Linked DNA regions of Homo sapiens: region 1 is linked to region 2. Evidence: chromatin loops called from intact Hi-C (ENCODE). Cell type or tissue: ascending aorta. All regions are shown on one strand.

Region 1 (2,500 bases), 75 kb before region 2:
TCATGGATGCTCTTTAGGATAAAAATGACTCCTCTCAAAGGTGATAGTAATAACCATTTGTTTAGGTGTTCCTAACACATAGTCATGTCTTGCCTCATTAAAAATCATGCATGATTATCTTACTTTTATGATAAATGTTAAAATGACCTACAAAATGAATTAACATTTATTTATTTATTTATTTAGAGACAGGGTCTCACTCTGTCACCAGGCTGGAGTGCAGTGATGCCATCTTGGCTCACTGCAACCTCCGTTTCCTGGGCTCAAGGGATCCTCCGACCTCAGCCTCCTGAGTAGCTAGGACCACAGGCATGCACCACCACGCCTGGCTTTTTTTATTTTTATTTTTGTATTTTTAGTAGAGATGAAGTCTTGCCATGTTGTCCAAGCTGATCTCAAACTCCTGAGCTCAAGCAATGCGTCCACCTCAGCCTCCCAAAGTGCTGGCATGGGCCACCATGCCTGGCCAACTCTGATATATTTTTATTACCGTTAATTGGCATAATTTTTTTCAAATGTGCATATCTTGACTTGCATACCAAAATGTGAGTTTTCCGAAGATACAGTAAAACTGTGGTTTTATTTTTATTTATATAACTCTTGTATTTATACAACTCATCTACTGCATAACTGCTATGAGGAGGAAGGTATTGTGTTTGACATTACATAGGGGAGAAGTATTGGTAAAAATGTGGAATTTATCTTAACTAAAATGTTAGGTGTATAGCATAAATTCAATAACTGTTTGATAAATAAAATGATAATTGTGATCATTTTATCTATATTTAAGTGGGAATGGGTTTCAATTTTCTCTTTTAAAAGGCATTTTAAAGAAAAACTTTGAACATGTCACAGACCAGGATGTAAAAATAGTGACAACAAAGAATTAAACAGGTAACACTGTTATATGCTGCTGATATTACAACAGTTCCTTAAGTACTTTCTAATTTAGTGAAGAATTCAGAGCTAGGCAGGATAGGGACTGGAGAAACAAATTTCACCCCCTAGTCTGACCCTGAAGAGTGAGAAGGTACAATGTTTAAGAGGGTGCTATGCCACAATCTCAGGTCCAAATTCCAAAGTTATTCATACTAGAGAACCAATCTAAGGGGCAATTCAGAACACAGAGAAATTCAGGAACTGGCTGATTGCTCAGGAGTGAGGCAGACCAACGGTTAGCACTGGGAAGTGTTCCCGTAGGAGAAAAGGCTCAAACACCAAGATGACTCATAAGACAAAATTCCATTTCCTGTACAGAGGGACAGGCTGGAACAAGGCAGCACAGAAAACAGAAATGTCATAAGGACAGTGATAAAGGAACAATGTGCAGGCCAGGGATCCACTCATGACTTAGGAAAAGGGACTAAGACAAAGGCCCAAGCCCTGTGCACTGGGACCCTATGTAGTGACAAGGAGAAATTGTTGAGGCTGAGCAGTTTCACGACCTCACATAATGCCAGTTCTTACCTGTGGTTGTCTGTGAAGAAGATTAGAATGAAAAATACATCACAGGGGCTTCAATGATTTACTTGAGTCAGGCATCCTGAATCTTGGGGTTTAGTATCAAACACTGCATTATAATAATGGAAGGGGAACCAATTACTATCCAATCTGCCTCTTTTGGAATGGCCTCAGGGGTGACCTGGGCTGCATGTGGTACTGTCAGGAGAACAACTTTCAACTTCAATAAAATGGTGGAAGGCAAAGCCAAATGACAAGGGACTGCTAAGGAAAGGAGGAGGAGAGAGGGCAGAGAAACCAACAGTGTAAATTACTTCTTCGACAATCTATTAATGTCAGTACAACCACATATCTTAGGTTCAAAAACTGGAAAAACTTAATCATTAAGTGATTTGGTCATGGTGGGCTTAAAAACAGAAATTTAAAGGCAGTTCTAAAACTCTAATAAATCATTGTTTTAAAGTTCTCACACAGCTGAAACAGAATAAGGCTACTTCATAAAATTTCCTTAAAGTAAACATTCAAATTTCTCATAGAAAAAGTCACAGGTTGCTAGAAATGTATTATAGCACTTCACTTGAGAAACAGAAGTAAAGCAGTGAAGAAGGAGAAAGGATAGAATTTAGTGACTAGTAAGGCTGAAAAATGAATATTTTTTTTCACATGAGCTTGTTTAAAGGCAGAAGAAGGAATTCAGGCAGGGACAGATTAAAAATACATGTAACAAGAAATGCTTGGGGGAGATATATGACAAGAAAACAAGAGGAAATGTTATTAATATCACAGGAAAAGAAATCAGATTTTCACATGATGACTTCATTGAGTTGCCAAATCATGTGCAAATGTTGTAAAGGGACTAAAAAGATATGCAGTAAATAGAAAAGGACAAAAAACAATAAATATTAATGGCTTTGCCACAGCAGTCATTCAATTATTTAATCAATAAATTTTTACCAAGTATTTGGTGAATGGTGGAGGAGAAATATTAGATAAAGTACTAATGTTCAAAAAATTAAAAATTTAGTCAATCCACATATAT
Region 2 (2,500 bases):
GATTAAGCAGCCTTCTCTGGTAGAGAATAAAGAGCATGAACTCTGGAATGGCCTGCTTTGATTAGAATCCCAGCTCCTCATCTAACAAGGTATGTGATCCCCAGAAAATTTTTTAAAATAGTTAAGGTTAAATTTCCTCATCTTCAATGAAGGGAAAATAATCATCACCACCATATGGGATTTCTGTGTTTTTTAAGTGAGATAATATATATATATATATAGACCACATAGACAAATGCCTGATACATAGTAAACCTGCACAAAATCTTTTGTTTTGTCATTTTAATCTATACATTAAACTCCAGAATTACACTTACAAGTTGGTTAAGTTCAAAAGGACGGCCACTGGGAAAATGTTTACTTTGAGAACTTTTTTTTCACTTACACACACACACACACACACACAAACACACATACTCTATTCATATTTTAAATATCACTGTTTATTATATTTCCCTTTATAAATTTTCATGTTCCTCATTATTCCTAGATAATGTTGCACTTAGTTTTGATGTCCTAATATCTCATGTCATCTATGAGCAATCATTTCCAAGCAGATGAAGCTGGGACATGGCCACATAAGACCGTATCAGAATCTACTGAGAGATTTTCCAGACTGTAAACACACCGGACCCTCTACTTCCCATTCTTGCCAAATTCTGACACTTTCCAGTGACCTTCCTGATTACCAGCTCAGTTCATGAGGAGCCCTTTTTGCTGATGGCAATGTGTGCCACAAGTAAAGAGGAATAGAAGAAACAGGCTGTAGACCACCAACAAGTAAAGGTCCTCACACTTCCCAGTAAGGATGATGCTATTGTAGGCCTGGAGACTAAGGGATCCCTTCTATAAGGCACACATGCCTACCCTGTAAAGCCCATCTCAAAGGCTATATTTTCAACCTTATTTTCACTGGTGCTCTCTGCTCTTTCCCTCTGAACAACCATAAATCTATCTATACTTTCCTATGGCATGGCTCACTTTCTACTATGTATTATAGTTTCTTATGTCCATGACACATTTCCCTACTAGGCTTCTGTGCATTTCAGATAATAAGTGATTTCTGAATTAATTAATTAATTAACTAATTAATATCAAATGTCTCCCTTTGAACTGTGCCTAAACTGTTTAAACAGGCTTGCGTTTCAGAGTTTCATCCATAGCCTGTCATATGGATGTTTCTGATGAGCACAAACATTGGTCAACTTTTTGACATTATGGGGCTAGAACACAAACTTCTTGGAGCTCTGGCTTTATCTCCTTAACTATGTGATCTTGTTTCACAACCCTGGCGTTACTGCTATTTTCCCACATCCCAGTCATGCCTTATGATGACAAGCTGCATTTTTAACATTTTAGTGCTACAGGATAGGCTCAGTGAAACTTCTTTTAATTTGCAAGTCTTTGGCTTTCCTAACATTTCAAGATTCTAACACTCATGCTTGGCACATTGGGTGTGCTCAGTAACTTTTGATTTTATGTCTTAAATTCTCCCTTCCTTTTCTCACTCCTTTCTTCTTTATTTTAAACCATTTTGGAGCACATGTTTCTAATCAATAAACAAAATCACATCATTTGCTTAGTCTTATCATTTAGATTTTTTTTTGTTCTTGTGTTGAAAGCAGATTTTAAAGACTGGTAGTTTAGAATTACCTTTGAATTATTCTTTTAACTTATGTTTCCCTTGTTGAAGTCTGATTTACACATATCCCGAAACTCCAAAATTGTAAAGTATATGCGATGTTTTAGAACCCAACAGAAATGTTGGGTTATGGACCATTCTGCTGTGAAAATTGTGAAGAATCTCAGATATTTAGAACTGAAAGAAAAAACTTCAAAGGCATTCCAAAACAGCTCCCTGTTCTTTCCACATTATATCCAAAAAAACTATCACCCACTGCTAATGACTGTGCATGCCAGCCAATTTTCATCTACCAACAAAGGTATTCACTTTCAGCAGAGTTCCAAATTGGTTTAATTTAGTGCAGTTTGATGGATAAAATCTAAATGATCTTTTTTATTTAAAAACTAACACTACAGAGTTGTCTTAATCTACTGTGATTCCGTTTTTAGCAGATACAAACATAAGTTATGGTGTTGGTGTGGAAAGGTACTATAGAGATTATTTGGTTCAGACTCTATTTTCCTCTGGGGAAACTGAGACCACAAGACATACTAAAGCAATATCCTTTTACTCTAGCCTACAAATTTAAAATTGATTCTTCTCTATATTTAAAGATATACGTTTAAATTTAAAATAATAAGTATTGGAGATTAACAGAATTGTACCACTACAGGATCACATCATACACATACACACACACACACACACACACACACACACACACACAAACAAAACCCAGGAAATCCTTCTAAATCTTCTTAGGATAGTCTTGTCAAACCTTGTAATAAACCTGTGAATAAAAGGCATCACAAAATGATAGCTTATCTAACTGTGGAAGTATCCTTCCCAAACATCTAGGCTGACCCAGAAAAAATA

The links. Peaks named below come from ENCODE experiments on the same cell type or tissue, not always from the same donor. Only the 100,000 strongest peaks of a DNase experiment are listed, where the experiment ranks them.
Region 1: it touches region 2 in a loop (2.3-fold over the local background); 3 of 110 quality-filtered maps call a loop at or near these places.

Annotation. Positions count from the first base shown.
Region 1 is chr2:182,371,619-182,374,118 of GRCh38, forward strand. The region is part of intron 1 of PDE1A (phosphodiesterase 1A); the gene reads right to left. Among named protein-coding and RNA genes, the nearest start is that of PDE1A, 54 kb to the right of the region's middle. In ascending aorta, no CTCF peak of the experiment used is centred here; a DNase peak (open chromatin) is centred at 1,243; H3K27ac peaks cover 2,479 bases.
Region 2 is chr2:182,446,736-182,449,235 of GRCh38, forward strand. It overlaps a transcript of PDE1A not described here. Among named protein-coding and RNA genes, the nearest start is that of PDE1A, 21 kb to the left of the region's middle. In ascending aorta, no CTCF peak of the experiment used is centred here; a DNase peak (open chromatin) is centred at 1,296; H3K27ac peaks cover 1,028 bases.